Linked DNA regions of Homo sapiens: region 1 is linked to region 2. The links are chromatin loops, found by intact Hi-C in ENCODE. Cell type or tissue: breast epithelium. All regions are shown on one strand. Each heading gives the region's core, and the rest is flanking DNA. Links, peaks and the distances in the headings are about the cores only. Region 1 holds the start of PCSEAT (prostate cancer expressed EZH2 associated transcript). Region 2 overlaps LOC124905021 (a long non-coding RNA gene).

Region 1 (11,620 bases), core at 1,799-9,798, 60 kb before region 2:
TGGGTGCTTCCTGCCCTCGAACATCAGACTCCAAGTTCTTTAGCTTTTGGTTAGACTCTTGGACCTACACCAGTGGTTTGCCAGGGGCTCTTGGGCCTTTAGCCACACTGATGGCTGCACTGTTGACTTCTCTACTTTTGAGGTTTTGGGACTCTCTGCAAAATAGAGGGGATTCAGATGGCAGATAGGAGGCAGGACTAGCTTGCAGCTCTCACTCGGACAGACAGAGCAGTGTGTGGACACTCACATCATAAACTTTTGCTCTAAGAACTACCGCAAGAACATACCAGGAAAGCTGAGAGAATCCACAGACCCTTTGAAGGAACGGGATCAACGCTGCAAGCTCCATGGGACATGGAAAACCTGTGAGTCCACTTGCTTTCTCAGCGGGGAGGCTCATGGTCTGGGGCAAGTTCTCAGCCCTGGTCACCGGCTGCATGGAAATAGACTTATTGCTATTGGGAGTGCACGGAGGGAGTGAGACCAGCCTTTAGGACTGTGGGCTGCATGGGAGCAGGGTGAGGCCTGCGACTGCTGGCTTTCCCCCACTTCCCTGGCGACCTATATGACTCGGCAGAGGAGGCCATAATCCCCCTGGGAATATAACTCCATTGGCCTGGGAACCACACCCCCATCCCCCACAGCAGCCACAGCAAGTCTTGCCCAAGGAGAGGCTGAGCTCAGACATGCCTATCCCTACCTCTACCTGGTGGTCTTTCTCTATCCACCCTGGTAGATGAAGACAAAGGTCATAATCTCTTGGGAACTCTATGGCCCTGCCCACTGCCTGAGAAACCTGAATACTTAGGGATACCCAGGTGTACCTCAGGCTAGTTTGTTTCCTCCCTACAGGACTGCAGCTGACGTACTCTTGAGAGTGCCACCTTCTGGCTGGAGGGCAACTAACACACCAGCACACTAAACCAAAACACAACCAAGGACCCTCACAGAGTCTACTTCATCCCCCTGCTAACTCCATCAGGGCAGGTGTTGGTATCTACAGTTGCAAGACCTGAGGATGGATCACATCACAGGGCTCTTTGCAGACACTCCCCAGTACCAGCCTGGAGCCTGGTAGCTCCGCTGTGTGGCTAGATCTAGAAGAGCAACAACAATCACTATAGTTTGACTCTCCCCATTCCTAGGGGAAGGGGGAGAACACCACCTCAAGGGAGCACCCCATGGGACAAAAGAATCTGAACAGCAGCCTTGAATCCCAGATCTTCCCTCTGATGTAGTCTACCCAAATGAGAAGGAACCAGAAAAACAATTCTAGCAATATTGTAGCAGGACAAGCCGCAGACAAAACTCCTCAGACACCAAGCTAAAGAAGGAAGGGCCTTATTTGGTCAGGAGCTTCGGCAAGACTCATGTCTCCAACAACCGAGCTCCCTGAGTGAGCAATTCCTGTCCCTTTTAAGGGCTCACAACTCTAAGGGGATCTGCGTGAGAGGGCCGTGATCAATTGAGCAAGCAGCGGGTACGTGACTGGGGGCTGCATGCACCGATAATTAGAATGGAACAGAACAGGACAGGGATTTTCACAGTGCTTTTCTATACAATATCTGTTATCTATAGAAAACATAACCCATTAGGTCAGGGGTCGATCTTTAACTACCAAGCCCAGGGTGTGGCGCTGGGCTGTCTGCTTGTGAATTTCATTTCTGCCTTTTAGTTTTTACTTCTTCTTTCTTTGGAGGCGGAAATTGGGCATAAGACAATATGAGGGGTGGTCTCCTCCCTTAATATGACAAAACAAGTTTACTTAACACCTCCAGAAGGTTATACCAGCTCACCAACAATGGATTCAAACCAAGAAGATATCTCTGAATTGCCGGAAAAAGAATTCAGAAGGTCGATTATAAGCTAATCAAGGAGGCACCAAGGAAAAGTGAAGTCTAACTTAAAGAAATTGAAAACATGATACAGGACATGAGAGGAAAATTCTTCAGTCAAATAGATAGTGTAAATAAAAAACAGTCACAACTTCTGGAAATCAAGGACACACTTAGAGAAATGCAAAATACAGTGGGAAGTCTCAGCAATAGAATTGAACAAGCAGAAGAAAGAACCTTAGAGCTTGAAGACAAGGCTTTTGAATTAACCCAATTTGTCAAAGACAAATAAAAAAGAATAAAAAAATTGAACAAAGACTCCAAGAAGTTTGGGACTATGTTAAATGCCCAACCCTAAGAATAATTGATGTTCCCAAGGAAGAAGAGAAATCTAAAAGTTTGGAAAACTTATTTGAGGGAATAATAGAGGAAAACTTCCCTGACCTTTCTAGGGATTTAGACATTCAAATACAAGAAGCTCAAATAACACCTGGAAAATACATTGTAAAAAGTTCATCACCTAGGCCTATAGTCATCAGGTTATTTAAAGTCAAGATGAAGGGAAGAATCTTACGAGCTGTGAGGCAAAAGCATCAGATAACTTATAAAGGAAAACCTATCAGATTAACAGCAGATTTCTCAGCAGAAACCCTACAAGCTAGAAGGGATTGGGGTCCTATCTGTAGCCTCCTTAAACAAAACAATTATCAGCCAAGAATTTTGTATCCAGCAAAACTAAGCTTCATAAATGAAGGAAAGATACAGTCTTCTCCAGCAAATGCTGAGAGAATTCACCACTAAGCCAGCACTACAAAAACTGCTAAAAGGGGCTCTAAATCTTGAAACAAATCCTCAAAATACACCAAAATAGAACCTCCTTAAAAAAAATCTCACAGGACCTATGTAACACTAACCCAATGGAAAAAAACCAAGGCATTCAGGCAACAAATAGCATGATGAATTGAACAGTACCTCACATCTCAAAACTAACACTGAATGTAAATGCTAGTCTAAATGCTCCACTTAACAGATACAGAATGGCAGAATGGATAAGAATTCACCAACCAAGTTTCTTCTGTCTTCAGGAGACTCACCTAACACATAAGGACTCACATAAACTTAAGGTAAAGGGGTGGAAAAACATATTCCATGCAAATGGACACCCAAAATGAGCAGGAGTAGCTATTCTTATATCAGACAAAACACACTTTAAGGCAACAGCAGTTAAAAAAGACAAAGAGGGACATTACATAATGATAAAAGAACTAGTCCAACAGGAAAATATCACAATTCTAAATATATAGGCACCTAAAGCTGGAGGTTCCAAGTTTATAAAACAATTACTACTAGACCTAAGAAATGAGATAGACAGCAACACAGTAATAGTGGGGAACTTGAATACTCCACTGACAGTACTAGACAGGTCATCAAGACAGAAAGTCAACAAAGAAACAATGGACTCAAACTATACCCTACAACAAATGGATCTATCAGATATTTAGAGAACATTCTATCACTGCAGCATATACATTCTATTCATCAGCATATGGGACATTCTCCAGATAAACCATATGGTAGGCCACAAAACAAGTCTCAGTAAATTTAAGAAAATTGAAATTATATCAAGCAATTTCTCAGACCACAGTGGAATAAAATTGGAAATCAACTCCAAAAGGAACCCTCAAAACCATGCAAATACATGCAAATTAAATAACCTGCTCCTGAATGAACATTGGGTCAACAATGATATGAAGATAGAAATCAAAACATTTTTTGAACCGAACAATAATAGTGACACAACCTGTCAAAACCTCTGGGACACAGCAAAAGTGGTGGGATGGGATGAGGGTGGGATGGGATGGGATGGGATGTGGTGTGTGTGGTATGTGGTGTGCAGAGCTGCCCACCTGCCAGGTGACCTGTCCAGGTGAGTGGCACTCCCAGTAGCATGGTGCTGCCCAGGACAACCCCCACGAAACATCCTTCAGGATATTTTCCACGATGCCATTTCCTTGCTTTCCTCTCATCCAGGACTTCATCTTCAGGACTCTGCTAAGATCACCTTTGTTTAAAAACCTCCCCGACCCTTCTTAGCACCAGCTGACATTTCTCCCTCCAGAATCCCTATGACATGTATCACCCACACCAAACCATGCAGTTCATCGTTATGGATTGTCTGGGCTTTAAAATTTATTTCAGTGTATAAATCTCATCTCTCCAAAATGACATCCCCCATAAATGAAAGATAAATAAATACCATATTTCGTTGAGCCAAGGTTGTATTTTTACATCTGTGACACTGGGATACATCTTCTTTTTTTTTTTTTTTTTTTTGAGACAGGGTCTCACTTTGTTGCCCAGGCTGGAGTGCAGTGGTATAATCCTGGCTCACTGCAACCTCTGCCTCCTAGGCTCAGGAGATTCTCCCACCTCAGCCTTCCAAGTAGCTGGGATTGCAGGTGCATGCCATCATGCTCAGCTAATTTTTTGTATTTTTGGTAAAGAAGGGGTTTCCCCATGTTGCCTAGGCTGGTCTGGAACTCCTGGGGTCAAGCGATCCGCCCGCCTTGGCCTCCCAAAGTGTTGGAATTACTGGCATGAGCCACTGCGCCCAGCCCTGGGGCTACATTTTCCAAGTGAGGACGTATAGTAGCTTAGCTGGCAGTTGCCATTTTTGCTTAGAGGTGCATAAAATCATGGAGCATCTGACTATGCATGACGTCTTAGTCTTGGTCAAGCGTGGCCTGTTTCACACGCGTGTGTGTGGTGTGTGTGGCATGTGTGTGGGATGTGGGTGTAAGGTTCGTGTGGTTATGTGTACATGTCATACGTTTGTGTGTATGGATGTGTATGTGTGTGGGTGTAGTGCACAAGTGTAATGTGTGTATGCACGGGGTGTGTGTGGTATGTGTGTATGGTGTATGTGAGGGTGTGTGTGTGTTGTGTTGTGTATGTTGTGTGTGAGTTGTATTGTATGTGTGTCTGTGTGGGGAGCATGTGTGCATGTGGTGTGTGTATGGTATGTGTGTATGTGGGGTGTGCATGTGTGGTGTGTGTGCTGTGTTTATATGTGGTATGTCTGGGATATGTGCGTGTAGTGTACATGGTGTTTGTGTGTGTTGTGTGGTGTGTGCATGTGTGGTGTGTCTGTATGTGCCTGTGGGTTGTGTGTATGGCGTGCATGTGTGTGGTTTGTATGTGTGGTGTTTGTGTGTGAGTGTGGTGTGTGTGGCACATGTGTGTTTGTGTATGGTGAGGGTGTGTGGTTTGTGTGCAGTGTGTGTGTGTGTGTGTGATATGGGTGTTTGTGTGTGGTATGTGTACGGTGTGTGTATGTGTGTGAGGGGTGTCTGGAGTGTGTGGTGTGTGTGTGTGTGGGATGTGTGTGCCTGTGTGGTGTGTGGGGGGGGCTGCGTGTGTGTGGTGTGCAGCATGTGTGTGGTATGTGTGGTGTGTGGGTGTGTGTGTAGTGTGGGGTGTGTGTATATGTGGGGGTGTACGTTTGTGGTATGTGGTGTGTGTGTATATGTGTGGTGTGTGTGTATATGTGTGTGGTGTGTGATATGTGTGTGTGTGGTGTATGGCATGTGTGTGGCAAGTGTGGTGTGTGTGTGGCATGGGGTGTATGTATATGTGTGTGGGGGGTGTATGTGTGTGGTATATGGTGTGTGTGTATATGTGTGGTGTGTGTGGTATGTGGTGTGTGTGTGGGGGTGTGTGTGTGTTATGTGGTGTGAGTGGCATGTGTGGTGTGTGTGGCGTAGGGTGTGTGTATATGTGTGTGGAGGGTGTATGTGTGTGGTATGTAGTGTGTGTATATGTGTGGTGTGTGTGGTATGTGGTGTGTGTGTGGGGTGTGCGTGTGGTGTGTGGCATGTGTGTGGCATGTGTGGGGTCTGTGTATACGTGTGTGGAGTGTGTATGTGTGTGGTATGTGGTGTGTGTGTATATGTGTGGTGTGTGTGGTATGTGGTGTGTGTGTATGTGTGGTGTGTGTAGTATGTGGTGTGTGTGTGTATGTGTGGTGTNNNNNNNNNNNNNNNNNNNNNNNNNNNNNNNNNNNNNNNNNNNNNNNNNNNNNNNNNNNNNNNNNNNNNNNNNNNNNNNNNNNNNNNNNNNNNNNNNNNNTGTGTGGTGTGTGTAGTATGTGGTGTGTGTGTGTATGTGTGGTGTGTGGTGTGTGTGTATATGTGTGGTGTGTGTGGTATGTGGTGTGTGTGTATATGTGTGATGTGTGTGTATATGTGTGTGGTGTGTGTGGCATGTGTGTGTTGTGTGTATCAAACTCTGCCTAAAATGTGCCCACGGTGAACACCAAACACCATGTGATGTGAATGGTTTAAAAGCCTGAAGCGTTTTAAACCAAGTGCCTGAAAGATTTTAGCCTCACCAGGTATCTGTTTGCATTTAAATAACATAAAGGACCCTTTTCTTCAAAGACAAAAGTATGTCGGTATTTCAAATAGTACAAAAATTCTCAATGAAACAAACTCTGAGCGCCTACTGCATGCAGGCACTGTGCCTCTAGCCAGAGATACAAAATTAACACTTTGGCGCTGACCTCCTCGGAGTGGAAAACCCAGCAGGGCTGAGCTAGATCTGGGGGCGAAACACAGTCAATCTGGTTCTCTGTCGTTAGAGTTGCAAACCTCAGTCTCTCTGCCCTGCCTCCTGCCCCACAGCAGGAACACGAGAGCAGCCAAGGCTGTCCAGCAGAGCAGTGGCCGTGTGTCCTGCTGTTCCATCAGCTGGAATGCAGCACTAGGACTGGCCTGAGGCTGAGTGCTGGCAGAGGGAGGGCCACGGACAGAATCGCCAGTAATTTATCTGGGGCCCCGCCGAGCAGGGTCATGGGCTTTGGGCAGCCGTCCTCAGGAGCCCCAGGCCCTCTTCACCTGGGCCTGGCACTCTTTCCCGAGTACATGCTGGCACCTGAGGTGAGCCAACAGACCCGAGTGCAGGACTAATTCACCTGGAATGTCAATATTTGGGTTCAGGGTGACTGAGTTCATACAAATACCAGTTATACTGAGTGTGCATTCTTGTAAAACAGGAAGAAAAATAAAACACTTCTCTGATCAAAATAGTGTTCTATGTATGTGGAAGTCCTCCCCACAACCCCAATGATACAAGGTCATGTTATCAGAGTCAGAAAAAGTTTTCCAGTGGGATATATCTTCCTCCTCATTCCAACTCCATCTAATGGCCATCGTGCCACCCTGAGCTGGGAGTAGAGAAGTTTAGACCCGGAAGACATCCTAATGTTTAGTAAAAACAAAAGGACATCAAACAAATAAACAACAGCTGGGGTCCAGAGAAGCCGAGATTCTGCCTCCACGGTGCCCAACTCATCAGCAAACCCCACAGAACTCCATGATCATGTCACATTCATGATCAGGAATGTGGCCACAAGCGTAGGCTCTAGGGACAAGGGAAAACTCCCAGCACGGCTCTGGTCTGGAGGCCCCATTAGTGGTGGCCTTGTGGGTCCTTATCGGCAATAACAATACCAATGACAGCCAAAATATCCTCCTGACTTTAACCCAGGTCTACTTCTATTGAATTCCAAAGCCTCCAGTATAAACTTTTGTACAATCTCCAAGCATTCACCTGCAGATAGCACAAACCCCGACTAGCCTGTGCTCATGTAATAAGGAGTCACATGGCCTCACAGGGTTGGGGCAGTGGCCCAGCCATGCCATCAGGGGACAATTGCTCTTTTCCTCTCTCTGTTTTGCCATCCTTGATGTTGGCCTTCATTCCTCAGGTCATTGCTTCACAATCACAAAATGGCCGCTGCAGCTCCAGGCATTGCTTCTGTGCTTCAAGGAGGAAGAAAGAATGGGAGAAGGAAGGTGGTACCCGTTTCAGGGAAGTAAAAGTTTTCACAGAAGCCCCAGCAGATCTCTGTGTATGTCTTATTTGTTGGAAGTATCACGTGGCCGCTACTAACTTCAAGGGAGTCTGAAAAGGTGAGTATTTTTAGCTGGGCACGTCACCTGCCTGGACACAGTTGGGGTTCTATTAGTTAGGACGTGAGGAAATGGGTCTTGCATTGGCAACTAATAATGTCTGCCCCAGTGGGTGAGTGAGGACACTGGCATCTGTCTGCAGGGGTGAGATGTGAGTAAAAGTGCTCAGCATGGTGAGGGAGCTGGCACATGCCATCCAGCTGTGCTTGCTTTGTGTCTTGCAAAAATGATACAGTCTTATCACTAAGCTCTCCCACTTTTCAGGGAGTGTTAATAAAACCTTGACCTCAAAGAATTGAGAATATCAAGTGAGGACATCTTTGCACAGAGAGGTGGTCCCCCTGGTGTGGGAGGAGGGTCTGCAGTCAGTCCGCTCAGTGTGCCGAGCCTGCGCGGTCCTCCCAGAGGCCCTTGCCCTTGTGTTCCAGGCCCCACCTCACTTCCCCACTGCCACACCTGGCGCCTTCCGTTCAGACTCGCTGGCTGTCTAACCCTAGTCCATGGGAAAACCCAACAATCCTCAGGAGGTGTGGGTGGAGAGAGAGATGGAGAGAGACAGAGAGGGAGAGAGAAAGACACATAGACAGAGAGAAAGAGAGAGAGGGAGGGAGCTTGCTTGCTTCCCTCTGGTGGCCGAGTGCTAACCCAGCCCTCCTGGCCTCGGGCCTTCACCACCCTGTTTTGTGGCTGCCCACCCTGTCTCATCCAGCCCCTGCGCTGAGGTCCCTTATAGACTCGGGCGTCATTTGCTGATGATTTCAAATGGCTCCCATGAAATTCCAGGACACGAGCCATCTGCGTCCTTTCCCTGGGACTCCCTGGCTCCTGGTGGTCATTTGCCCCCCGCTGTGTCGTGGGGAACAGCCGCCGTGTGCGTAGGGTGTAGGGAGGCTCCACCTGAGAACAGAAAGCCTGGGTGACTCTTCTTAGAGCGTGATGTGCTTTCATATAAAATAAGTCTAAAGAACAACACAATGCTCACTTTTCAGAAGGGCCCTGGGTCCTGGGCGGCGGGCGGGGTGTGGAGGAAGCAGCCGCACTTTCCTGGTTCCGGGGCAGACGTCACCCAGCCTGCACATCCCTCCTGATTCATCTGGGAGGCCAGTGCTTTTGGGTCTGTCTGCTCCATCCTTCCTGCACTTCACAGGAGGCAACCATGAGCTCTGTGTCTCATCTGCACCTGGGTGAGTCACTGGGCAGGGAGAATTATTCAGAAAGGAAGGGGATTAGGTTGTTCATTGTCAGCCACAAAAAGGAGGGAGGAGAACAGTTAGAAACTAAGTCCTTTTGGCTCTTGGAAAAAACCTTTTGTGATCCTGAAATTCAAGCTCTCACTCTACAAATAAACTGAGGCCTGGCTTTGGCAGGGCTGGCCTCCCTGTCTCTCCTCTGACCTGGTGGGAGTGTCTGCCCTCCCTGCGCATCTCATGTCCTCAGCCCTGGCTCAGCATCTCCCGGAGGCCACGTCTGCTCCTCCAGTGCTCTCCTGGGCAGCGCCAGCAGAAGGCCAGGCACTCCTCAGACCCTGCATTTCCACAATGGGGCTCCATATCGCCCCCTAAACCTGTGCCTCTTCCATGTTCTTACAGTAAATTAAGGCACCATGCATCCCCTTGCTGAAGCTGAGGATCTCAGTGACAGCCTCGACCCCTTTCTGTCCCTCACATCCACAGCCAAGCACCCTTTCAATCAGAAGGCTTCTTCCTGTGGACTCTCACATCCGTCCCTCTCTGCATCCCTCCTGCCCTGCCAAATCCAAGCTTGTCACCTCTTTCAGTGATGGCCTTTCAATCACTTTCCTCTCGCCGGTCTTGACTTTTTTGATCTGTTTCTCTGCTGCAGTAGCCGAGGTCTTTACACAGTACCCTCCAGCTTACTCATTCTGCGGCACCCAAGGCTTTTAGGATGTCAAAATTCCAAATTGGGACCTTCCTACTCCTTTCCCAACGCTCATCTTCACAAGGTTTGGTATTCAGAAAACACTGGCAGATGACTAAAAGTAAACAGGAAGAAAGGAAGAAGCTCTGTATGTCTTTATACATTCTCATAAAACAGAACAAGCTATTCCATAGCACACAGAAAAACTACTTAAAATCCAAATTCTCTTTCTCCCTCTCAGTATCTGGCTCGAAGACTCCCCAAAATCCCCCCTGTCCCTCCTCCAGCTGCTGGCTGTGCTGGCCTTCTTCTAAACCTCTTCATGGAGGCACCATGTCATGGACCCCAAAAGTTAAGCAAAGGGCAAGTCGTCAGCCAAAGTCCTCAGGAAAGAGACTTGATTGATTCCTCTGTCTTCTTGTGGAAGTCTGAGCTCTCCACCTGCTCTGTGCTTCTTTCACTAGATTGGGCTTTGCTTTAGCATGAGTCCTAAAGACCCTTGAATTGAATGGCAATCCCACATTTTTATATTTTCCCTTTTAGGGCCCCACACCTTATAGATTGTAAAATGAAATGCCGTTGAATACAGGAATCTCTCCTAGCTTTGTCTGACCGCACAATCACAGCTGCTAAAGCTATTCTCCTGACATCACAGAAACAGACCGCCTCCTAATATGGCTGTTCGCCACTTCAGAAGAGCATTTACTCTGGCAGCCAAGCCCTTTTATTGTACCCCACCCCAGATCTCAGTTCCAACCTTTGACCCCCTTTAGCTTTGCATGCCATGGATTCATGCTGCCAATGGCTGGTGAAGAAAAGCTGGGTTCATGGAGCAGGCATGGGTTTTCTGTAAGCAGAGAGGAGGGAGATTAGGGAGAGGCATGGCCTGTGACCATCTCTTACCATCAGATACATCCACTTCAAGCCCTCTCTTCCCCACTCCCCACATCTGGTAAAGACTAACTGTGCCATGCTAAAAGCCAAAGACCTCCTCATGATCCTACACAACCCACATCTAACAGCAGAGCTGTGCATGAGTGTGTTCATATTACAAACCCTCTCTTAAAACTCTGAGCTGTGTCCCATCTGAATAGACACAACTGTTTATCCATCTAAGTGTTTTTCTTGTTAGGAATGAACCCCATTTCTTGTTTGAGGATGTTCAGGTTATGGGCAAGAATGTTGAATGAATGGCAAGGAAAAAAAAACTGCTGTGGTGTGAGTCCTAATTAACACTTTGGACTTTGAGTTTATTAAAGTGGGTGGTTATAGATTGTAAACTGAAGTGTAAATATTTAAAGTATGGAACATTTTAAAACTGAGGCTTGGAGAAATGTATTCATGGAAAAAGGACACATCACTCATCTTTATTCATCAGAGTTTTAAGTGATTTCCACCTCTAGTTATTTGGACTGACTAGATAATTTGGATCAATAATCCAAATGAAAACAACTCTAAAGCTGAATAAAATGTCTTTTAAAAGTGTTTAAAGGAATTGGAGCTGTAACAAGGTGGTAACACTGTCTGGATGAAGATCTAGGAAAAGAAAGAAATCTAGAGAAGTGCAGCTGGCATCGGGTGCTGGCTGTGTCTGGGGGTTTCTGCTTTTTCAGGAAGAGGAGGCTGGGAAGCCGAGCAACACTTTTGGCTCCCTCATGAGGCAGGAAGTCAAGTGCAGGAGTCCAAGTTCTGCCAAGATTAAGGCCTTCATAAAACCCTGAAACTGAGTTGGGATCCCAACTCTTTTGAGTGAGGAGTAAGGAGGAACTAAAGGTAAACCTGTTCTCCCATATACTTGTCTCAGCTTCAAGACACCTGAGTGGCCCTAAAAAATATCACCACTGAAATTGTATTAAGGTAATCCCAGATTGATGGTATCTCCAGGCACCTGGCTGAAATAAAAGAAAATAATCTCTGGAGAAAGCAACATCCTAT
Region 2 (11,620 bases), core at 2,107-10,106:
CAGCCTTGTCAGTCACTTCATCTAGAACAACAAATACTTTATTATTATTATTAATTCTATTATTTTGCTTAATCTCATGCTATAGGCAAGATCATGGCCTATGATCCTGTCTGGTCCTATGCTGTGACATTAGTAGTGGTTTTGTATGTGCCCAGTTATTTTTGGATATTAATTTATGTATTTTTCTTTTGTTTTTCCCTTTTCTCTCCCTCAGGCAGACTGGAGCTGGCTGTGGATTTTATTTCTCAGGAGAAGGAGGTGGGAGCTGGAGAGAGTGACCCGTGCATCTTTCCAGCTTTTCCTTGGCCACCTGGGTGGCATGGGAGCTGGGAGTCAGAGTTCTGCTGAGCTGTAGGACCAAAGGCCACTGGCTCCGCTGCACCTGCGGACTGAGACACCCACCTGCTGAGTGAGACCCAGCCTCTGCGTGCTTAGGGGTCCCCTGCTACAGGGCATTGAGGTGAGGTCCGCCTTTGCCCAGTGTGAGAGCGCTGCTTTCAGAGCTTTGAGAAGGCTGTTATCATTTGTTTCTTTTTGAACTTGCCACCTCCCCACTTAGAGAATATTTCTGGGGACAGAGTTTCGTAACTCCTGCCGCATAGTTGGTGCCTGCTCTCGACTACATTAAATCTATTTTCAGTGCCCCTCTGGCAACAAAATAATGCTTTTATTTCTCACATCCCTGGCAACACTGGGTTTATTTTTATTTATCGTTACTGTCTCAAGTACGTGGGATTTTAATACTTTAATATCATCCTCATTCCTTTCCTTCCACGTCTGTGCCGTGTACATTTTTCAGGTGGACAGAAATTGTTTTCACAGCTTCTTGCTCATTCATATCTTTCCTGGAATCCCCCCATTCTGCCTCTCACAGGCAGCCCCAGAGCTCTGTCCACCGGCTGACCCTCCCTCCCTGGGGAGCTCCTCTGGGCCCCGGCTCCAAGTAGCACTTCCCTGCTGGCGCCCCCCAAGTTCACATCTCCATCCCCTCAACTCCAACTGCCTGCCACCACCTGCTCTTCCCAGTTTAATTAGCACCTCAAGTTGAACGTGTCCAAGGCCAAGTTCTTGATGTCATCTTGCACATCCGCTTTCCCCATCTCCGTCAGTGGCGGCTCCATTCCTTCAGCTGTTCAGACTAAAATCCCTGGGGTCACCTCTGACTGCCCAGTTCCCCTCAGTCCCCACATTCCATTTGCTAGTCCTCCATTCCCACTCCCCGCTCTAGGATGTCTTGAGCACTATTGTACAAGCCTTCTTCTAGGATCTCCCCTCCTTGGCACTGCTCCTGGCACGTCGTTTGTAACACAGCAGATAGGCCGGGTGCGGTGGCTCACGCCTGTAATCCCAGCACTTTGGAAGGCCAAGGTGGGCGGATCACTTAAGGTCAGGTGTTCAAGACCAGCCTGGCCAACATGGTGAAACCCCATCTCTACTAAAAAAAAAATGTAACACAGCAAAGAGCAGACTGTTTCTTCTGAAGTGTTAACCAGGGTATGTGATTTCTCTGGTCCCAGCCATCCAGAATACAATTCTGAATCCTTCCTGCAGTGTTCAGGGCCTTCCATAATGCACTCTCACTGCCCTCATGAAGGCTCCTCCCCCAGCAGAGGCACCTGCTGCTTCTCCTGCGTATGGACACCCTCCCAGACTCCTGCCGGAGATGGAGCCCCTTCGATGGTCAGGCTGGCCTCTTATCCTGGCTTTACATTTTTTTTTTTTTTTGGCACTGGCACTGCACATTCATTATGTGTTAGTTTGTGCCTTCCCTGCTGGGACACAAGCTTCAGGAAGCTGCATGTTCTGCTCTCTTTGAACTTCCCAGCACAGGTGGGCAGTAAATGTGTGCAGCCATCCTGCAGAGCAGATGCAGGGGGTGCAGGTGTGGGGCCTCCATCGTTTTCCTCATTGTTTCTTTTCTTTTTCTTTTTCTTTTTTTTTGAGACAGAGTCTCTCTCCATCACCCAGGCTGGAGTGCAATGGTATGATCTCGGCTCACTGCAACTTCTGCCTCCCGGGTTCAAGTGATTCTCCTGCCTCAGCCTCCCGAGCAGCTGGGATTACAAGCGCCCACCACCACAACCAGATAATTTTTGTATTTTTAGTAGAGATGGGGTTTCACCATGTTGGCCAGGCTGGTCTCGAACTCCTGATCTCAGGTGATCCACCAACCTCGGCCTCCCAAAGTGCTGGGATTACAGGCGTGAGCCACTGCGCCCAGCGTTTTCCTCATTGTTTCTAAGCTAGGGAAGTTAGGAAGCGGAGAGAGTGCACAGAGGGAAGCCAAGATGTTTCATGTGCTTGGCGGCAGCTTCTGACCTCCATTCTGTGGGGAGACGGGGTCTCTGGAGCTCGCTGCTGGGCTTCGGGGGTTGACCGGACCCCAGCGCCTCCTGGAACAGCTTAGGACAGTGGAATTTCAGTTGCCTGCAGGGCTGCCACTCAGATGCCCGCAGGGCTGAGGAGCTCCTTCCTGCTCCTCTAAAAGGTGGCCCAGTGAGCCAGGTCTTCCATGTTTTAAAGAGAAGCTGGAAAGCTGAATTTTATGTGAAGTCTCCTAGTTTTAAGATGTCAGTTCAAATGTTTGTAAACTTCTGTGTTTCTAGTAAGACACATCGTACCTGGTTTGGCCCACTACAATCAACTGACAGCTTTGTTCTGGATCAATCTAAAGTTGATTGATGCATTTTTAAAAGCTGATGCTTTTATTTCTGCCCTCCAGCTGTATATGTAAGTCAAAGAACAATTAAGATACAAAACTGTGATTCAGTGTTGCAACCCACGTAGAAGAGAGTTCAGCCTTAAGGTTTAATTTCTTTCATCTTACAAAATAGGGCATGGACAGATAACCTCACCATGAGTTTGTTCAACGTTTTCTTATGAATATGAATACATCATCCTTTCCATAAGACATTTTAAGGCATCCGCAGGAAAATGTCATGTTAAATATACATATCCTTCATGACTACAAATGTGAAAGTCATCCCTACGTTTGTACCGTATACAACCTGAACAACTACACATGGCAACCCTAGGTATGGGTGTCTCTGTCCAGCCCAGTCCAGCCCTAGGCTGCTTTGCAAGTTACCTGAATTATCTACTTCTTGGAAAATATACCTTGTATTTGCCCAGCTCTTTGTAGTCCACAAGTCTCTCTCTATTCATTGGTTAATTTAATTCTTCATGACCCAGCAATACGTTATTATGCCTATTTTATGGATAAAGCAACTAATTCTCAGGGAAGCTGAGCAATCTGTGTATGAGATTACAGAAGTAGTTACAGGTACCGTGAAAGGCAAATCTGTGCTCTGACCTAAGGGGTCCCTGGAGCTGATACGCTCCACCCTGCATGATTTGGTGCATCTTCCTTATCCTTTGGGCAGGTGGGTATCCTCACCCCTACCCCAGCACCTACAGTCCACCCTGGGGGTAAGCTCCAGTCCCTCCCAGTGTGCTGCCTGGGGTGACCAGGAATCAGTGTTCCAGCGAGCAGTTAAAGGCCTGGCTGAGCCAGCTCACAGGCGCTGAGCACAGGTGCTTTCGCCTTCCACGTGCATCTCACACACGGGGCTGGGTGACACCCAGGAGGCGAGCATAATCACTACACACATGCCTGTGACCTCCTGTCGCCTGTGACCTCCTGTCACCTGTGACGACCTCATCATCTAAAAGCTCTAACTCAAACTTGTGCAGGAATCTTGAAATTCTTGACCATTTTTTTAGGATCTCAGATATTAAAACAATTTTCAAACTGCCATTAGCCTAAGGGGTTGCAGGTGATTTTTGAAGGACAGAGTAGGTAAAGAAGGAAGTACCTTCCCCACGCCCCGCTTTCTTTTTATAGTAGAATTCTTTACTATTTTACAGCAGACATTTTGTTCCCATGATTGGAAGACTTTTACAACCAGGAACATAGCCAGTTTTATTTTCTTTGTTAGTTTTATTGAGTAGTTTATCACTGTATATTTACATATGACATTGGTTATTGGCAGATATAGGCTCTCCAGATCCCTAACACACCAACACAAAATGAGCTTATTAGTCACGGTGATAACGGAAGCCACGCAGTGCCTGGGAGGCAGGAGGGCAAGGTTGGAACCCCCTGAAGATTGGAGTTGGGATAAAGTGGAACATTCCCTGTCGAGGGGTCGAGGGGTCGAGGGGTTGATGAGGAGTGAGTGTGGACCATGTTGCACCAGCCCAAGCTTGGTGGAAACAGCCAGGCAAGGGGTTTAAGTGAGAGATTCAAAGAATCTTAGAGCACAAAGTTGCTGCTTTCCATTGAAGAGCTGATGGGTCTTTCTGGAGGTTTCCATGAGAAATTTGCCCCATTCCATTTACTGGGGCTGGAGTCTCCTGGAACGACTTTGCCAGTCACGTGAATGGAAACGGTGGAAGAGCAAAGTCTCTCCTTAATTACACAGGGAGCTGTTTGCGGTGTGAGGCACAGGTGGTTTAAGCTTTCATTTCTGGTTTTGTTTTTTTTTTTTTTGAGACAGAGTCTCACTCTGTCACCCAGGCTGGAGTGCAGTGGCGCAATCTCTGCTCACTGCAACCTCTGCCTGCAAGGTTTAAGGATTCTCCTCCCTCAGCCTCCCGAGTAGCTGGGATTACAGGTGTGTACCACCATGCTTGGCTAATTTTTGTATTTTTAGTAGACAGGGTGTCACCATGTTGGCCAGGCTGGTCTCAAGCTCCTGACCTCAAGTGATCAACCCACTTTGGCCCCCCATAAGTGTTAGGATTACAGGCCTGAGCCACTGCACCTGGCCGAAGTTCTTGTTTCTTAAAGGACAGATTGGCTAAAGCAGCTACAGTTTCCAAAAACCAATGGGAAAAATGGGCACTTGTGTATTTGAATCTTTAACTATATATTTATAAATATAAATATATATTTAACTATATTTATATTTATGTATACATACTGTATATATGCCTGTTTGTACACGTATGTGTATACACATGCATACACACATACACATATATGTGCATAGATAATTAACTTGTTCTCAGCATGTTACATATCCCAAAATCTGGAAGTAGAGGTGCTCAAGTAGGATGAACTATGTTGCTCCTTGATCAGTTGGTTTGCTTCCTGACCAGATGTTGGGAGTGATAACAGCAGGCTCACAGTGTAGTGCTTCTTTGTCCCTGAAGAAATGAAAGAGGAGTGACCTAGCCATCTGCGACGGGCAGCCACCCCAGGGTCGCTCCTGTTCAGCACGGAAGCTTGTCGCCCCCATCCCTATGGATCTGCGTGTTTCACGGACCCTTTGCTCAGTCCCTCTTTAGCTACACTTCATATTTGTTTCTCTGCAAACACAGAGATTCAAGGGTTTTATGAGCCTTCCTTTGGGCCAGCCATTTTCAGGAAAAAACAAAACAAACAGAAAACAGGTGCAGTTCCCTAAGTGGACTCTCTGACTGGGCAGCGGGGTTTTGGGACTGGGAGGAGATGGAAGGGGCAGGGGCTGGGTAAGTGCAGCAGCAGAAGCAGTGCCTGGCCGTCAAGGCTTTGGTAGCCCCAGAGTGACCCAGAGCCTCAAAGGCGTTTAAGCGTGAGCACCGTGGGAGCATCCGAGATTGCCCGGTTGGCTTAACTTATTATTATTATTTTTTTTTGAGACGGAGTCTTGCTCTGTTCCCCAGGCTGGAGTGCAGTGGCACAATCTCGGCTCACTGCAAGCTCCGCCTCCCAGGTTCAAGCCATTCTCCTGCCTCAGCCTCCCGAGTAGCTGGGACTACAGGCGCCCGCCACCACACCGGGCTAATTTTTTTGTATTTTTAGTAGAGATGGGGTTTCACCATGTTAGCCAGGATGGTCTCGATCTCCTGACCTCGTGATCCTCCTGCCTCGGCCTCCCAAAGTGCTGGGATTACAGGCGTGAGCCACCACGCCCAGCCGGCTTAACCTATTTTTAAAAAGTTACTTGCATGTATTTTAGCTGGAAAAAAGAAATGTACAAGGATCAAAAAGCTTATTTTATGATTATAAAGACTTGTGAACGGCCGGGCGCAATGGCTCACGCCTGTAATCCCAGCACTTTGGGAGGCCGAGGCGGCCGGATCACAAGGAGATTGAGACCATCCTGGCTAACACGGTGAAACCCCGTCTATACTAAAAATACAAAAAATTAGCCTGGCGTGGTGGCAGGCGCCTGTAGTCCCAGCTACTCGGGAGGCTGAGGCAGGAGAATGGCTTGAGCCTGGGAGGCGGAGCTTGCAGTGAGCTGAGATCGCGCCACTGCACTCCAGCCTGTGCAACAGAGCAAGACTCCGTCTCAAAAAAAAAAAAAAAAAAAAAAAAAAAAAAAAAGACTTGTGAACAAAACCTTGAATTTTAGGTCTTCAAAAACTTATTCTAAGTGGAATAATGTTTCTCACTTTTCTCCTTTTCAAAGCAATGAAAAAAAATATGATCCTGATTATCTTCACCCCTGAAGAGACTCCTCTTTGTTGGGTGGGAGTGGAGGAGGGCAAAGTCCTAGCCTTAGGGGAGGGCTTCAGTGAGGTCCATTCTATCAGAGCCACCTTTCTGGAAATAAAATTGCATTTGGCAACAGATATACTTTATTTTCTCTTGACAGACAGTAGGTAATGTGTTCTGAAACACATAATAAAAACTGTACTACTCATTTAGAAACAAATTTTAGTAAAATGTTAAAAATATAGGAGAGGTAGATTATTTTCTATGCAAATGAAGCTTTAAAACTAGTTTCCTGGGCTTCCAACCACACTGACGTCTTATCCCCCAGAACACAGGCATGTGCCCCTTCCTACTCTGGACCTGGCTGGGGTGGGCAGAAGATGGGAGGGGGCAGGAGAAATCAGAGGTGCACATTCAACATCCATACATTGAGGAAGGAAGTCACTCCCCTCTTGAACCCTTGCAGGATGCCCTTGCCCTGAGGTCAAACTAAGCTCTTTGGATGAGTCTGCGATGCCTCCAGGGTCTCATCTATCCCTGCCTTCTCCTCAAACAGCAGGGACTTTCAAACCTTTGAAAGCAGCAGCCTCCATTTTGCAGATGAAATCTTGCACACCCTCTTCAAAATGGGCCCCAGCCGAGGTGGATAACAGAGGGTGTTCAGATTGCTGGTGCCTGCCCTCCCTTGGCCTCCACCCTGGCCATCCCCTCCCCACTGCTATGGGACTGCCCTGCCCCATGCCACAGGCAGAGCCAGGTACCAGGGCTCCTGTCCTGGGGAGGGAGAAGCGGCTCCTCCAAGCTCCCTCTGCCCCACACTGGAGCCCCTGGCTGCCTTTCCTCATCCCTTCCTAGTGCAGGGAACTCCCAGGCCGTGGAGAACTCCCAAGGGACGAGATGATGACAAAGATGCTCTGCTTGATTTAACCCAGCAATCCCATTACTGGGTATAAACCCAAAGGAATATCAGTCATTCTATAACAAAGATACATGCACGTGTACGTTCATTGCAGCACTATTCACAATAGCAAAGACATGGAATCAACCCAAATGCCCATCAATGACAGACTGGATAAAGAAAATGTGACACATATACACCATGGAATACTATGCAGCCATAAAAAGGAACAAGATCATGTCCTTTGCAGGGACATAGATGGAGCTGGAAGCCATTATCCTTAGCAAACTGATGCAGGAAGAGAAAACCAAATACTGCATGTTCTCACTTATAAGTGGGAGCTGGACAATGAGAACACATGGACACAGGGAGAGGAACAACACACACTGGGGCCTGTTGTGAGGTGGGATGTGGGGAGGGAGAGCATCAGGATAAATAGCTAATGCATGCTGGGCTTAATACCTAGGTGGTAGATTGACAGGTGCGGCAAACCACCATGACACATTTACCTATGTAACAAATCTTCACATCCTGCACAGGTACCCCAGAACTTAAAATAAAAATGAAAATTAAAAAAAAAAGATTCTCTGCTTGATGGAACTTTAGTCAAGCTCCTGAGCTTTTCTTAGGGCCCATATGTGCACTTCCTTCTAAAATCCAGCTCCAGCAAAGAACCCTGTTAAGTCAGTTTGATGAGAACTCCACCCTCGATATCTGATGGGGTTCCTCACCCTCCACCATCCCTCGGATGATGTTTGATCACCTCAGCCTGTTCTCAGCAAGGGCAGTTTAGCCAGAATCCCCCTCACCCCTGATGTTTCCCCTTAGTGATTTTCTATCCACGGACCCCACTCTGCTCCTGGGCTATCAGTCCCCACTTGCCTGGGCTGTAGTTAGAGTGGAGCCCAATCTCTCCCACCCCAGAAAGTCCCATTGCCATGGTGCCTGGACCTATTGCGATGGTCCTGAGTAGTCCACCTTTCCATCTTTAACAAGGGTCTTTGAATAACTTTTTCAACCATGGAAAGCAGGTGCTGCCTTTCTGGGAAGGATTTGGGGCACTGATCTTATCTTGTAGGCCCTTTTTAAAAAAGCCTTGTGACACTTCACCCATCTTTGACATATACAGCCTTTCATTCAAAATGGTGCTTTTTCAAAAAGCCCAGGATGTGAGCTTGAAATGTAATTCTGGAAGCTGACCTTTAATGAAGTTTGTTTAATCATAAACTCTTATTGTTGGAGCTAGTGCTGCATGTCTTAAAAGCTTTAAAGGGTACGGCAGGTACTCATATCTGATTAGCATCTGCACTTCACCAGGTGGCCATTTGTTGTCTAAAAATGTTGACATTCAACAATGTAATGAAAATGTTGGTCCTGGATGATAAAAAAAGTTTTTCACACAGCAAGGCAGAGGACAGTGCACTCTGTTGTGGGGCGTATGTCTCCCTGCACCACTAACTAGGGCAGGGGTGAGGAAGTGGTGGGCCACACCTCTGCCTGGAAGACGTGGTTTTTCCCAGGTACTTCAGAGGCTCTTTTCAATGTTTGCAATTGTAGGGGGCTCAGAATTCGCCAGGATTTAACAGGACTGGAGGAGGCCAAATTCACTAGGATTTAATAGGACTGGAGGAGACCAGAATGGGCTCCCCAGAGGCCTCAAACCCCCATTCCTTTCTGTCACCCAGAGTGACATATAAGCCTCCTCCCCACCTTTTTCACGGGGGAAGTTCTTATTGCAATGATCCTGTGTCTCCCCATCATTGTGAATGGCCTGTGTTCGGACCTGTTAGAGTTATGACAGAGGCCCCAGAGCCACCTCCAGAAGACCTGCCTACCCAGTGAGAGGACTTCTCAGCAGCTGGTGACCCATCCTAGACACAGGGGATTCCCCGTGGAGTTGACAGCAGTGAGGTGGGAGGAGAAGGAGGCCTACAGACAGGGAAGCAGGAGACGAAGCAGACCAGGTGTCTCACCCTCAGCTGCTGCTGCACTCCCCATGCTCTTCCAAACACCCTTCCCCCTGCAACTGCCTCCCTCTGGGTTCTGGAGCTAAGAGAGCCTGCAGGACTTGGGGCCCCTGGGGACAGAATGGGAGCAGAACAGCCCCACAAACAGGGTTCCCTTCCCAAATCCTGACCCCAGGAACCCCAGCTCCTGATTCCAACTCAGCTGCCCATCTCCTAGGGGCTGTGTGGTGCAGCCAAGTCAAGTGCCCTCTCTGAACCCCAGCATTCTCAGCTGTAAAAAGGGGAAATCAGTGTGTCCATCTTGCACTGAGGTAATGTAAACTCGAGTGTGGTGACTGGCAAAGCAAATATTCAGTAAAAGGTAATTGTTTTTATAGCATACACAGTGAGCCTTGGGGCTGAGCCTTATAACTTGGTTCAACCATGAAAAACAACAAATATTAAACAACCTTTTCCTTGTTTGAACAACTGGCATCTGGAATTCATCTGAAGAATTTGCTGAAAGCTTGGTGGTTGTATGAAGAGAGCCATGAAAGTCTTTGCTATGATATGAATGTGTCCCCCTAAAAGCATGTGTTGGAAACGTAATCCCTGATGGAACAATATTGGGAGATGGGGCCTAATGGGAGGTGTTTAGGTCATGAGGCTTAACTCTTAGGAATGGATTAATGATGATTAGAGGGCTTGAGGGTTTGAGGCTATGTGTTCCAGCTCTTGCTGTCTCGCCTCGTGATGCCTTCTGCCATGTTATGATGCAGCAAGGAGACCCTCGCCAGATGCAGCCCCTCGTCTTGGACTTCCCAGCCTCTAGAACCATGAGCCTAATAAACTTCTATTGTTAATAAGTTACCCAGTCTGTGGTATTCTGTAACAGCAGCACGAAACAGACTAAGACAGTCTTTATGTTTTTCTAAACAAGGGATCTCATTCATCCCTTGAGGACATGGCCAAAGGTCCTCAGCACACCAGAGATTTGCTTCACCTGGCTCTTAAAAGTGCTGATCATTCCATCTATAGCATTCTACACACCCTGTCTTTACAAGGAACTCGTGAATTCTCTGTCTTGCCTTCTGACTACGAGTACTTGTGGGAATCTTAGAGCTGGTTCACATCAAAACTAAAGTACAGACACTGGGACAAACACTGGGACAAATATTGTTTTATTGCTGACATCATGAATAGCTGCATTATTCCTTTTCAGGTACACACATTTTAAAATCCATTAATGATGAATCAAATGTCACTTTTTTTTTTTTTGAGGCAGAGTTTCACTCTTGTTGCCCAGGTGGGAGTGCAATGATGTGATCTCGGCTCACTGCAATCTCCCACCTCCTGGGTTCAAGCGATTCTCCGGCCTCAGCCTTCCAAGTAGCTGGGATTACAGGCACCCATCACCATGCCCAGCTAATTTTTTGTATTTTTAGTAGAAACGGGGTTTCACTATGTTGGCCTGGCTGGTCTTGAACTCCTGACCTCAGGCAATCTACCGGCCTTGGCCTCTCAAAGTGCTGCGATTACAGGCGTGAGCCACCATGCCTGGTCAAATGTCTGTTAAGAAACAGATTATTGCCAATACTATTTTGCCCAGTTCCCCAGTTTGTACCCCCACGCCCATTGAATCTCCATTCATTCCCACTAGGGGAAATCACCCTACTGAATTTTATGTTTATTAATTTCTTTCCCTTTTTCACAGATTTAGTATCTAGGCATATATTTCTAACTATACATAATTTAGCTTTGGTTGTTTATGAGCTTTATGCAAATGAGATCTGCAACTGGTTTTCTTGCCTAGTACTTTGCTTCTGAGAGTTATCCGTGATGGATACAATGGTAGTTCACCATCTTTCATTGTTGGAGGGCATTGTGTCACATGCACACACCACTGCACATTTATCTTTCCTCTTGTCAGTAGGAACTGACAGAATTTCCTATCAGTATTTGTTTTCTTTTTCTCCAGGTTTTGCAGTAGAAATAGTGCTTCTCTGAACATGTGAAGGTTTTTGGTGTGTTGCAAGAGTTTCTTTAGGGTGCATACTTAGCAGCGGGATTTCCGGGTGAAAGATTTTCACATCTTCAACATTACAGCATGATGCTGAAAAGGTTTTCAAAGTGGTTGTATCAATTTATATGCTCATCTCATTCCCTCTGCCCCCAGCAGATCCCCAATTTTGGCCATACCTAATATTGCGCAATTTTAATTTTTGCCAGTTTGGTGTGTATAAAATGGTAACTCATTTCTAAAATTTTGGTAAAATATACATAACATAAAATTTATGATTTTACCATTTTTCAGTGAGTGGCATTAAGTACATTCACACTGTCATGCAA

The links. Peaks named below come from ENCODE experiments on the same cell type or tissue, not always from the same donor. Only the 100,000 strongest peaks of a DNase experiment are listed, where the experiment ranks them.
Region 1: it touches region 2 in a loop (3-fold over the local background); 7 of 110 quality-filtered maps call a loop at or near these places.

What each region holds. Positions count from the first base shown.
Region 1 is chr21:41,578,636-41,590,255 of GRCh38, reverse strand. PCSEAT (prostate cancer expressed EZH2 associated transcript) reads right to left here and starts at 9,781. Exons shown (of 1, transcript NR_164474.1): 1 at 7,369-9,781. LOC105372809 (a long non-coding RNA gene) reads left to right here and starts at 8,916. Exons shown (of 5, transcript XR_937738.1): 1 at 8,916-8,991. RefSeq lists an enhancer at 8,025-9,224. In breast epithelium, for the core only: no CTCF peak of the experiment used is centred there; a DNase peak (open chromatin) is centred at 6,725; H3K27ac peaks cover 359 bases.
Region 2 is chr21:41,518,813-41,530,432 of GRCh38, reverse strand. It overlaps LOC124905021 (a long non-coding RNA gene), which reads left to right. Exons shown (of 2, transcript XR_007067870.1): 2 at 215-642. Among named protein-coding and RNA genes, the nearest start is that of TMPRSS2, 16 kb to the right of the region's middle. RefSeq lists enhancers at 3,649-4,140, 3,008-5,010, 8,520-8,937, 8,419-9,066, 9,127-9,306 and 3 more, cis regulatory regions at 3,020-4,448, 8,602, 8,602-8,608, 8,594-8,616, 8,620 and 6 more and a silencer at 11,587-11,620. In breast epithelium, for the core only: no CTCF peak of the experiment used is centred there; no DNase peak of the experiment used is centred there.